Regions from separate parts of the Homo sapiens genome. Here region 1 is linked to region 2. A link is a contact called in ENCODE Hi-C or POLR2A ChIA-PET data. All regions are on one chromosome and are shown on one strand. Each heading gives the region's core, a stretch centred on a gene start or an enhancer-like site at or near the end of the contact. The rest is flanking DNA. Distances are from core to core; before and after follow the strand shown.

Region 1 (6,811 bases), core at 2,001-4,500, 130 kb after region 2:
ACACACACACACACACACTGAGGTTCCTTTTGCCCCCTCACTTTTGAGCCAGTGACTACTGAAACCCTCTCCATTGTTGCACCACCAGCAATGCCCCCATCACTTCCTCTCATTTACTTCCACAGGCTGGTTCATCCTCAAAGCCCTCCTTACGTAGATCTGTGGGATCAGTGAGGCTCAGAGAGGTAAAGTGGCCAGCCCAAGGTCGCCCAGACAGCAAAAGGCAGGGCCAGCGCTGATTTCAAGTCCAATGGCCTATGGCAATTTCTTAGCCAAAAGCAAAATCTACAAAAATAAAAAGTCAGGCACAGTGGTGAGTGCCTACAGTCCCAGCTACTGAGGAGGCCGACGGGGGAGGACCACTTGAGCTTGGGAGTTCCTGGCTGCAGAGAGCTATGATTGTGCCTGTGAATAGCCAATGCACTCCAGCCTGAGCAAGATAGGGAGACCCTGTCTCTAAAAAATACCTAAATAATTTTAAAAGTCAGCCTCTCTGACTGCCTATAGAGAATGCTAACTAACTGAATGACAGAAGACCTAATGTAATCCAGGTGCAAAATCAGAACTTTCCGGCCGGGCGCGGTGGCTCACACCTGTAATCCCAACACTTTGGGAGGCCCAGGCGGGTGGATCACGAGGTCAGGAGTTCAAGACCGGCCTGCCCAACATGGCAAAACCCCGTCTCTACTAAAAATACAAAAAATTAGCTGGGCATGGTGGTGGCCACCTATAATCTCAGCTACTCAGGAGGCTGAGGCAGGAGAATTGCTTGGACCCGGGAGGCAGAGGTTGCAGTGAGCTGAGATCGCGCCACTGCACTCCAGCGTGGGGGACAAAAGCGAAACTCTGTCTCAAAAAAAAAAAAATTAGAACTTTCCCCGTACTCTTGCTAGGGCTTTTCATGGAGATGTAGAAATGGTAGTAAGTGCCAAGGCCCCAGAACCCTCATGTTTGGGTCCGACTCCCACATTGCCAGAGACTAGGCAGCTCACACAGGTGTCCCAAGCTGTCTTTCTCACAGGCCGCATTGAAGGCATTTATGAAATGAGACCCCCTCTTCCTCATCCGTAGTGACAGGGCTGGCCTGACCGTGGAGAAATCAGATTTGATCATGATAGCTTCCACTCCGTGACTGGTCACGATCTGCCAGGCGCTGTGCTAAACACTTTCATAGGCCTTGTCCCCCTCCATCCTGATAACACCCCAGTGAAGCAGGCCCTGCTCTTCACTCCACTCCACAAAGCCAAGGCTGAGAGAGGTTAACAGACTTACCTAAGGTCACACAGCTAAGAAGTCGTGAAGCTGGGATCGAATCAAGTCTGTGTTTATGGGTTTAACTATCATGTTGTGGCCCCAACCCCATTTGACCTAGCCTGGCTGGTGGGCCTTCTTGCAGTAGCTTCCCCTGGAGAAGAGGAAAAGCAAACCTTCATTGAGACCCAAGCGGTCTCTCCTGTGCTCTGTGACAATAATAAAGTTCCAGCCCTTGGCTCCTGTCCTGTTTCTTTCTGGGAATTTGGGGAAGGGGGGAGGTGGCGAAGGCAGGGAAAGAACCTGACAGGCCCAGCTGAACACCCCCAAGTGGCTCCACACAGCCACTTTGGGAGGCCACATAGATAGCAGTCAGGACCCACATCCTGGCAGTTGGAGGCCCCAGGAAGCAGCCATGTCTGGGGATGCTTCCCTGGTATGGAGGGTTAGGGGATGGAGAGTGTCCCTTGAAGCTCAGTGAGGGCTTCTTGGGGCACTTGGGATCTAGCCATGTGGCAACCCCTCTCTGTCAGTCACAATGGTGTGACTGACCAGGTCAAATAAGAAAGAGTGTGAAATGTGAAGCCAGTTCACATCTCACACAGGTGTTTGGATTCACAGTGGCCTCTGGACATTAGCCAGGCCCTGCAGTAACACTGGACATTAGCTGTGCCATAGGCAGCGTGGCCAGCACATGAGGACACTTTTCACATGGTTATCTGCCTTGGCGTGATCCTCCAAACTGCCATATTTTGAGGGGAAAAAAAAACACCACCTGAAAAACCACTGTGTTAGTCCGTTTTCACACTGCTATAAAGAATACCACCTGAGACTGGGTAATTTATAAAGAAAGGAAGTTTAATTGACTCACAGTTCTGCATGGCTGGGGAGGCCTCAGGAAACTTGCAGTCATGGCAGAAGAGGAAGGGAAAGCAAGGCACGTCTTACATGGCAGCAGCGGGGAGAGAGAGCGAGGAAGTGCCACACTTTAAAACCATCAGCTCTCATGAGAACTCACTCTCACCAGCTCTCACAAGAACAGCATGGAGGAAACTGCCCTCATGATCCAATCACCTCCCACCAGGCCCCTCCCTTGACACCTGGGGATTACAATTCAAGATGAGATGTGGGTGGGGACACAGAGCCAAACCATATCAACTGCCTCTCACCTGATGATCCTCAAATGCAAAGGGCGTCCCCGCATCTCTCTTGTGCATCCCAGGAGCTGAGAGGAGGCCTGGGTAGCAGCACTTCCCTACTGAGGGGCCTGAGATTCCACAAGGCCACAGGCCACCAAGGAGCCCAGGGAGGGAGTGCAGGGACAGACCGGGGCACTCCAGGCCCCATCCACTGGCCACTGCACCTCTTCCTTTTTCAGCTTTGAAACAGGACCCAACCAGACACTGGGGCTTTCTCAAAGCTCACAGTCCTTGTCCTTGCCATGGTTCCTTCCAGAACTCCCTTTCCACATGCTTGGGGAATGGATCACCAGGTCAGATGGGGCTTCTCGAATCCCACAGACAGGTGGCACGCTGTGGTTTGAGATTCCTGGGGGTATCGGGGTTGGAAGTGGGCAGGAATAATGGTAAATATCCAGGTAAAGGAGCAGCCTCTTTACTCACCCAGTGCCACTAAAGCACTTACGCATGCCTACCTGTGCTTGAGGCTGGAGAGACAGCTGTGAAAAAGACAGCCAGAGAACTCCTGCATTGGAGAAGAAACTCCATCATCGCATGTAAATATGAGATCCTGCACCCCACGTGCAGAAATGCAGGGTTGAGACCATTTCTGAGCACAGCTCTATAAGTAGCAACACTTTCAAACACATCCCTCAATGCCACCACATGGGCCTCCATTCTATAGAGAAGGAATGGGCACCCCATGTGACAAGTCCAGCGAAAAGTCCCCAGGACAGAGCCTAGGGCCCAGGCTCTTCCCAGATGGAGGAGCTGTACCTCCTTTTACTTACAGGGAGGGGTGGACCAGACCCTCCTGGAGTAGTGGGTGATGAGGCATGGCACTGGCAGGGGGAGAGGGTGCCCTCTTGTGGTCTTCCCTGAAAGGACACGTTTCCTTGCTTACAAAGACTTTCTATGATTAATGTTATCAGGGACTATTACCTAACACATTTCTGTAGGATTTTGCATTTCAGAATGAACTTTCAATTAATTTTTTTTGAGACAGGGTCTCACTCTGTCACCCAGGCTGGAGTGCAGTGACACAATCACGGCTCACTGCAGCCCCCACACCCTGGGCTTAAGTAATCCTTCCACTTCAGCCTCCCAAATAGCTAGGACTACAGGCACCACCACACCCAGCTAATTTTTTGAGTATTTTGTAGAGATGGGGTTTCACTATGTTGCCCAGGCTGGTCTCAAACTCCTGGGCAATCAAGCAATCCTCCCACCTCGACCTCCCAAAGTGCTGGGATTGCAGGTGTGAGCCACCAAACCCAAACCCAGCACAAAATGCACTTTCCATCCCATGACCTCATTTGATCCTTGCTATGAGAGGCATATTGTCATTATGCTTTTACAAGAGCCAGAGAGGTCAGACAATACTTGTTATTAAGATAATAATGGCCAGGTGCGGCGGCTCACACCTCTAATTCCAACACTTTGAGAGGCCGAGGCGGTGGATCACTTGAGCCCGGTATTTCGAGACCAGCTTGGGCAACACGGCAAAATCCTGTCTGTACAAAAAAATGCAAAAATTAGCAGAGTGTGGTGGTATGCACCTGTGGTCCCAGCTACTCTAGAGGCTGAGGCAGGAAGACTGCTTGAGCCTGGGAGATGGAGGCTGCAGTGAGCTGTGATCACACCACTGCACTCCAGCCTGGCCAACAGAATGAGACCCTGTCTCAAAAAATAATAATAATAATAACAAAAGTAACGATAATTTGTTGGGCCCTTAACTCTGTGCCCAGCTCTGTTAATTTATTTTACACATATTATCTCATTTGTGATATCAACCTATGAGGTGGCTATTCCGGTCCTTATAGAACAACAAACAACCTGTGAGGTATATATTCTGGTCCTTATAGATGGAGGACAAGTTCAAAGTGTTAGAAACATGCCCAGGGCCCCCTAACTGGTAAGTAGCTACATCAGGAAGCAAACCCAGGGTGCCACCTTCCATACCAGCTTGGTAAGAGCAGTGTTCAATCTGGTCCTCCAGCCTATGGGAGATCCCCCAGCTGCCTCTGGCCAGGAAGAAGGCCCTGGGAGATGTCACCCACCAGAATTGACTCAGGGTTCCCAACAAGGATCCCAAGATGCCATTGGCCTTGGAACCAGCAGCCCCTCTGGAGGCACCATCTTCCACCTCCTTCTGTGCCCTGAAGAAGTTGGCTCAGGAGAGAGACTTTTTTTCTGCTTCAGAAAGAAAGGTTCCCAAGGCTCCCTGAGAGCTGCCTCTCTGAGAAGGGGACAGCAGGAAGGGCACCCTGAAATGGCTGCAGGGTATGGCTCAATGGCCCACACAAAGGAGGTGAAATAGGATGCCGTGGTCCTGAATAACACATGCACACACAAAATGCTGCCCGCTATTTGAGAGCTATTTTAGAGAAAACCTAAGAACTCTTTCTTTAGTGTATGTCATGGTTTCCATAAAGTACTTGGCCTTCAGTATTCGTTTATGTATTTGACAAATGTTTATGGAAGGCTTGCTATGTTCCAGGCACCATTTCCAGCACCCAGGATGGAGGGGTGAACAAAACAGATTCCAGTTCAATTTACAGTCTAGAGTAGGGTACGGGGAACAGGAACAAACAAAGAGACAGATGTATTTATAGTATTAGGTAGAAGGAAAAATACATAAAACATCATCAAGACAATTTTATATTGGCATACATTCGGTGAAATGCAGGAATTCACACTTTGTAAACAGGGTGGTATGATAAGAAGAGCCAAAAACAAAGGAGCTATTTTAAATTGGGAGTTCAGGGAGGACTTCTCGGGGGAGATGAAATTTCAGTAGGAATTACAGGAAGACAGTGGGGACTGAAGGGTCTGGGGGGTCCAGGCAGGAGCAAGGATGGCACCAAGACCTGGCAGAAGGAGGGCGGGATTGGCCGGGTGCAGTGGCTCACACCTGTAATTCCAGCACTTTGGGAGGCTAAGGCAAGCAGATCACCTGAGGTCAGGAGTGCGAGACCAGCCTGGCCAACATGGTGAAACCCCATCTCTACTAAAAATACAAAAATTAGCAGGGTGTGGTGGCGGGAGCCTGTAATCCCAGCTACTTGGGAGGCTGAGGCAGGAGAATTGCTTGAACCCGGGAGGCAGAGGTTGCAGTGAGCCGAGATTACGCCACTGCACTCCAGCCTGGGTAACAGAGTGAGACTCCATCTCAAAAAAAAAAAGAAGAAGAAGAAAAAGAGTGGGATCTTCATGCAGGAGGACAGTGGGGCTGGAGCCTAGAGGACAAGAGGAGACCATGGGATGGGGTCAGAGGGGCACAGAGGCCAGGTTGGGTGGAGCCGCGTAGCCCACTTGAGGAGTTTGGATCTCATCTAAGTGCGTGACTGACAGCGTCAGATACACATTTTAAAAGATCACTCCTGGCCAGGCACGGTGGCTCACACCCGTAATCCCAACACTTTGGGAGGCTGAGGCAGGTGGATCACTTGATATCAGGAGTTTAAGACCAACATGGCAAAACCCCGTCTCTACTAAAAATACAAAAATTAGCCAGGCAGGGTGGCACATGCCTGTAATCTCAGCTACTCGGGAGGTTGCAGTGAGCCAAGATTGTTCCACTGCACTCCAGCCTGGGCAACAGAACAAGACTCTGTCTCAAAAAAAAAAAAAAAAGTAAAATTAAAAGATCACTCCTAAACGGGGCAGGGAGGGAAAGCAAATGTATTCCTCTTGTATACTTTTTTATATCTATATAAAGAAACCCAGGAAAAATACAAAAGGACCTAATAAAAGTGTTTACCTATGAAAGCAAACTTCTCAATACCCACTCTTGCATCATTTTGACATCTTAACCATATGTAGATATCATCTGTATTCCTGTCTTGTGGCTGCCATAACAAACTGTCACAAACTGGGTGGCTTCAGACAATAGCGATTTATTCTCTCACATTTCCAGAGGCCAGAAGTTCAAATCCGGGCGTGGGCAGGGCCACATTTCCTCCCAAGGCTGTGGGGAGCTTCTCTTCCCTGTCTCTTCCATCTTCTGGGGCGCCACACATTTCTTGGTGCATCGAGGACATTGCTCCAATCTCTGTCTGTGTGGTTACAGGGCCTCCTCCCCTTCTCTCTGTTTTTTTTTTTTTTTTTTTTTTTTTTTGAGACAGGTTCTGGCTCTATCGCCCAGGCTGGAGTGCAGTGGTGCAATCTCTGATCACTCCAACCTTCACCTCCTGGGTTCGAGCAATTCTCATGCCTCAGCCACCTGAGTAGCTGGGATTACAGGCGCACCACCGTGCCCAACTAACTTTTATATTTTTTTGTAGAGACAAAGTCCTGCCATGTTGCCTCGGCTGGTCTCACACTCCTGGGCTCAAGCAAAGCACCCCAGAATGTTGGGATTACAGGCGTGAGCCACCACA
Region 2 (6,180 bases), core at 3,485-5,984:
TCTCTCAGATGCATTCAGTCCCTTTCTTCTCCTTTGGTCTGTTTGAACTTTGGTGATCAAATCTCAGTTAAAGGAAGAGCACTTAGATGTCAAGGTCCCATGTTAAGAATCCCATCAAAGACCAGGAAGGAAACAAAAAAGGTATTACAAAGCTTGGGTGCGAGAGCTCAGGTTTTTAAATGCAGAGCGCTCATGCAGAACCAAACTGTTCTTACTTTAGAAACGACTATAGCAAACCTTAAATTAGAAGCAGTAGAGCATTTAGAAGCCAGAAAGCTGCCACCCATAGGCATTTACTGATAGCAACAAGAAATTGCTGGAACCTCACAGCAAAAAGAAAGAAAGACAGAAGGAAAGAAAGAAACAAAAGAAGGGAGAGAGGGAAAAATAAAACGAAAAAAGAAAAAGAGGGAGGGAGAATGGAGAGAAAGAGGAAGGGAGGGAAGTGGGGAAGGAGGGAAGGAAGGAAGGGAGGGAGGAACAGATTTAAAAATCCCAAAAAGTTTTGCAATCCTTAGTCGTTCATTGGCGGGGGCAGCAGTTTTTAAAGTTTTAAAGTGTAGCTAGGGATGAGGGAGTTGCCTGGGGGCAGTCCCCAAGATGTTTTCAGGGGGTTTGTAAGGTCCAGACAACTTCTGTGTAGTACTAAGACATTATATACCTTTTCACTCCCATTCTCTACAAGCTTACAGTGGAGTTTTCCAGGCACAACCTGTGGTGAAGGGGTAACTTTGAAGGCTAGTGGGATAAGTATCTTTGTGTTCTTGTGTTTTAAAGATTTTTCAGTTTTAATGTTAATGCAATAAATATTGATAGATACAACCCACATAAAACAAAAGCAATTTGGAGTCCTCAACAATTTTTTTTAAGAACGGGTTTTGCTCTGTTACCCAGGCTGAAATGCAGTGGCACAGTCACGACTCACTGCAACCTCCTCCTTCCAGGATCAAGCAATCCTCCCACCCCAGTCTCCTGAGTAGCTGGGACTACAGGCACATGCCACCACTCCCAGCTAATTTTTTGTATACTTTTGTAGATGGGATTTCGCCATGTTGCCCAGTCTGATCTCAAATTCCTGAGCTCAAGTGATTCGCCCACCTCAGCCTCCCAAAATGTTGAGATTACAGGCGTGAGCCAACACGCCTGGCCCAATAATTTTTAAAAGTATAAAAAGACCCTGATACCAAAAAGTTTCAGAATAACCGGTATAGGGATAAACAGCCCAGTGCACCCCTGAGCCATAACATCCTGTGGGAGAGCAGAGAGGTATCATGTGCTTTTGAATGTGAGTCGTGGCTGCAGGGCCACAGGAGGGCTCCCAGGCCACCTGTGGCTGCCTTCTTGCATCTGCCGTTGCCTCCCTTGTGAGTAATTACCTATGAGGGAATACGCATGTTTGTGTGTATGAGACAGAGAGAGAATGCGCGTTGGGACAGTTGGAACAATCTCTTATTCATTTTTTCTAAGCCCTGCCCAGGGGCCAGGCTGACACATAGTTAGTGCTCAGTAAATGTTTTGGAATTGAGTTAACCAACATTTAGTGTATGTATTAGTCTGTTTTCATGCTGCTAATAAAGACTAATAAATAAATACCTGAGACTGGGTAATTTATAAAGGAAAGAGGCTTAATTGACTCACAATTCATCATGGCTGGGGAGGCCTCAGGAAACTTACAATCATGTCAGAAGGGGAAGCAAACACATCCTTCACATGGTGGCAACAAGGAGAGATGCCAAGAAAAAAGGGGAAAAGCCCCTTATAAAACCATCAGGTCTCACTATCACGAGAACAGCAGCACAGGGGTAACCACCTCCATGATTCAGTTACCTCCCACTGGGTCTCTCCCATGATACGTGGGGATTCTGGGAGCAACAATTCAAGGTGAGATTTGGGTGGGGACACAGCCAAGCCATATCAGTGTGTCTGTTGAGGGCGCTAGAGAGGTTTGTTATTCCATTTGAAAAGATTTCCTTGAAAACAGCTAAAGTTTGGCTAAAATGATTTTAAATAATTACCTGCTTTAAAGAGGGAAACATATTCATCCAGAACCTGTGTTTATTTGATATGGCAGGGCCCAGGCCCTGGAGGCAGCAGGACCTCCAGGCGCCTTTCGCCTGGGCTCTGGAGGCAAGCAGTGACCCCCCAGAGCTGTGCCACTCTGATCCCTAGGGATCACACAGACTTAGAATCAGTCTGGCTCTACCTCTCAAGCTGTGCCACTATCCCATAGCTGCCACAGCCTCAGCGTCATCTTCTGAAAAAAAAGGCATCCCAATAGGACTGCTCACAGATGTGCCCTGGGGATTGGATGGAAACACGCACAGAAAGCCCCTCCCTCAGTGTCTAGCAGCTGAGAGTGCACATGAGATAGGAGCTGTCCACATCAACCTTCAGCTCATTGTCAACGAGTTTGGGGTGATGATGGATTTTGCCACAGAGAGACTGCAGCATCATGTTTTCCTAACAAGGGTCACTATCTATACATAAGATTTATATTTAAAAGAAGGTCCTAGTGTGGTCATCTGTTCATTCCTGTCTTGTCAGACACATGAAGAGCACCCACACTGAGCAGGCCCCAGACCAGATGATAAGTAAGCAGAGAGTCACAGTCCAGTCCACGCCTGCTAGAGCCTCACAGCCTGCCAAGGGAGGCAGACACTCAGGGATCAGCACAGATCAGTGTAGTAAATTCTTCAGTGACAGCAAGAATAGCTGACTTGTGGTGAGCATTCACTCTGTGCTGGGCAAGGCCCTTTGCATGTCTGGTGTCATTAATTCTCACAGCCACCCTATGAGGCAGGTGCTGTTATTATCCTCCGCCTTTACAGGAGGAAACTGAGGAACCCATAGGGTAAGTGATTGGCTAGTGAATGATAGGGCCTGAATTTGAACCCAGGTGATCTGGCTCCAGGGCCTGTTCTCTTCTGCAAGGTGCTGTATCTCCTCCTACACCTCCAGGCCCTGCAGCTCCGGGTCAGTGTCTCCTGTTTCCTCAGGAGGGCCCAGGGTGGGGAACAGCACATGGAGTTAGGAGTCATGGCTGGAGCTGAAGTCCTGGCTTTTCTTCTTGCCTCTGTGTAACTTCAAGCAAGTTATTTATCTTCTCTGAGCCTTAGTGTCTTCATCTAAAAGGTAGGGGTGATCATGGGACCTACTTCAAAACTTGCTGGGAGGAACAAAGAAAATACTGTGAGTCAATATATCTCTGTGGTTAAAAGAAGAGAATGAAGAAAGCAGCTTCACTCTAGGCTCTGCTAGCTGTGTGATCCTGGAGAAGGTATTTAACCTCCTGGAGCTTTAGTTTCATCCTCCATGTAATGAAGATAATAAAATACTTGATATACGATTTAAATGAGACAATAAAATGTAAAAGGGCTGAATATAACTGATAATGATTGTTCAGTACAGGTTAGCTTCTGTTATCATGCCTAAATGCTTAGTGGGTTGCAAAGCAGGGCAATACTACTGTGATGAAGCTGGTCTTTGGCTCTAAGGCAAACCAAGTCCCAAGTTACTTTTCAGGACAGGGAGACATCAGTGACATCATGGTCTTGGCACACTGAAGTCCTTAAAGGACTCTGTGCTCTAGGATCTTGCAACTCAGATGGTCCAGGACCACCAGCATCAGCTGCAGCTTGGTGCGGATCAGAAATGCAGAATCTCGGATCCCACCGCACACCTCCTGAATCAGAATTTGCATTTTGACAAGATCCCCAGGTAATTCTTACACACACTCAAGTTTGAGAAGCATTGGTGTCACGTGGAAAGAAAGAATGGCACTGATAACATGGAGTGAGGAGGGTTAATGTTTAGTTTGGCTGTGGCCAAGGCACCGGAAACAGAAGGTTCCAGAGATTGAAGCACATGAACTGATGGGACAGGAAGGCTCTCTTTCCTGCCTGTGTCCTGGATGGCCAGGGGCTCCAGCCTGAGACCTGTGCTGAGCTTCGAGCTGCAGTGAGAAAGGACCCTGGTCAAGCAAAGCAGAGGGCAATCTGGGACAGAGGGAGGCCTGAGAACCTCTGCTCGGGGCTGCCTGAGCTCAGGGTTGCCAGATGAGCCCAGGGAGGTCCAGTCCTTGGGCCAAGGCCATCTGAGGTAGAGTGGGGAGACCCGGAGAAACACCACAGGACTAACTGAGCAGGACCCTCTCACGGGAGCTGCGTGGCAGGTCTGGGACAGCTGAGAGCCCCCAGGTCCGCTTGCACACCCGGACCTGCCCTCTGACCCCTTCCGCCCAACTCTAGGTGGTGGGGGGCCGAACTCCCGGGCACAGAGCTGTGACTGTGCAGCTGTGACTGTGCCCGTCTGCCTTCCTCCGCAGTGCTGGAGCAGCTGCTCCCAGAGCTCACCGGGCTGCTCAGCCTCCTGGACCACGAGTACCTCAGCGATACCACCCTGGAAAAGAAGATGGCCGTGGCCTCCATCCTGCAGAGCCTGCAGCCCCTTCCAGGTTAGCCGCCAGCAGCCTGCCTGGAGGAGCTCCACTTATGTAGGACAACAAAACCTCCCTTCACTGACTCAAGAACATGCAGGAACCCTCCGCCCCACCCCCACCCCCAGGGGCTGCCGCAGGAGGAAGGCTAAGCCCTGGACACAGCGTCCAATGCATTCCATGCGAGCTCTTGCCCAATGTCCTTGTCCACTGGGGCCCCACCTCCCCACCGACAGCCCTGGCTGTGCTCTTTGTACTCCTTCACCCCTGCCCTCCACACACACACAGAACACACACACTCACATAGAACACACACACCCACATACCCCCCACACTGACCTACAACACACACAGCCCCTCACACACCCACCACACCTGACACATGACATGCACACACCCTAGCATACGCCTGACAGCCCCAGTAATCTGTTTCCATACTGGGCTTCTGGACATCCTTTTACTTGGAGAAAGAGATCCTCAATAACAGTGTAAAAACTAAAACAAAGTTTGAAAACCAGTGAAATAATTTAGGACTTGAATGCGCTTTGCAAAGTGAGCACTGTGTCCCATGTGGGCTAGAAGTATGAGTGGGACGGGGGAGACCTGGTCCCTCCTCCTTCACAGCTGGCATGTCCCCCTTCTTCCTCACAGCAAAGGAGGTCTCCTACCTGTATGTGAACACAGCAGACCTCCACTCGGGGCCCAGCTTCGTGGAATCCCTCTTTGAAGAATTTGGTAAGTGACCCTCTCCCAACCTCAGCTACGGAGCCATCCCTCTTTCCCTGTGTATGCAGAAGGGTCCCCCGACTGGGCTGGGCTTGGCTCTAACATCGCATCATTAAGTCGCTTTGGGCCAGTCCTTGGCCCCTCTGGGTTCTGCCAGCTCTGAAAGTCTAATCAAAGTCTGCATAGGAATAGGAATTCAGCTCAGAGACTTGAGGAATGGTAGGGATGACCATGCAGTCCAAAGAAGGCATGGCACATTAGGGTGTTTCCTCACCGGCCACTCCCAGGTGATTGCCACTTGAGACACTGGGCTGAGCGATGCAGTGGCTCAGCAGAAATGATAGCTTGCATGGCTGCCACGGGCATGGGAGCAGCTGAGCTGGCTGCATGCAGAGTACCTGCCGTCCTAGCCCTATCCTGAGGGAAGACAGCTCTGTTCAACACAGAAAGAAAGCTACAGGCCTTGGTGAGAGAGTTTTGGGGACTCATAGACTTAGGGAGCACACTGTGCCTTTATAGCATAACCCTCAAAGATTTCCAAAGTACCAAAACAAGTATGATTTTATTTGATCCTCTCTACAATCCTGGAAAACAGACAAGGCAGGCATCATTGCCACCACGTACAGATGAGTTTCAGAGTCAAAAGTCATTTGTTTAGGGTTACTAACGGAGGGGTGGTGGAGCCCGACCTCACACTCAGGCCTCCTGACCCCAAATCCAGCCCTCTTCCCCTGGTCTGTGCTGCTCATCCTTGGCTTTCTTTGCCCAATGGCCTGTCCCTCTGTAGACTGTGACCTGAGTGACCTTCGGGACATGCCAGAGGATGATGGGGAGCCCAGCAAAGGAGCCAGCCCTGAGCTAGCCAAGAGCCCACGCCTGAGAAACGTGAGTCATGGCCTGGGTTCCCACACCTCAGGGCCTCTGTCCCTCTGGAGGAGGCAAGGGAAGCTCTCCCCTTCCCACTGGGTGCTCTCCTGGCGGTTCTGGACCCTGTTGTCTCTCTCGGGTTGTGGGTGAGG

What was found. A loop is a pair of places that touch in the nucleus more often than their neighbours do. ChIA-PET counts read pairs that join two places held with the same protein, here RNA polymerase II (POLR2A). Pooled maps may share reads with other maps.
Region 1: a pooled map shows a loop between it and region 2 (2.7-fold over the local background). The contact joins two enhancer-like sites. A Hi-C loop is called at or near these places in 3 of 50 pooled maps. POLR2A ChIA-PET finds 5 or more read pairs at or near these places in 3 of 52 experiments (AG04450, Panc1 and activated naive CD4-positive, alpha-beta T cell).

Annotation. Positions count from the first base shown.
Region 1 is chr5:149,431,346-149,438,156 of GRCh38, forward strand. CARMN (cardiac mesoderm enhancer-associated non-coding RNA) reads left to right here. Exons shown (of 5, transcript NR_105060.1): 5 at 1,373-1,491. Among named protein-coding and RNA genes, the nearest start is that of MIR145, 4.1 kb to the left of the region's middle. RefSeq lists an enhancer at 1,952-2,452. Within about 2 kb of position 3,251, at least 6 of the 41 ENCODE cell types and tissues checked have a DNase peak (open chromatin) inside an H3K27ac peak, as active enhancers do.
Region 2 is chr5:149,295,185-149,301,364 of GRCh38, forward strand. AFAP1L1 (actin filament associated protein 1 like 1) reads left to right here. Exons shown (of 19, transcript NM_152406.4): 2 at 4,325-4,453; 3 at 5,087-5,170; 4 at 5,949-6,046. Among named protein-coding and RNA genes, the nearest start is that of AFAP1L1, 26 kb to the left of the region's middle. Within about 2 kb of position 4,735, at least 8 of the 41 ENCODE cell types and tissues checked have a DNase peak (open chromatin) inside an H3K27ac peak, as active enhancers do.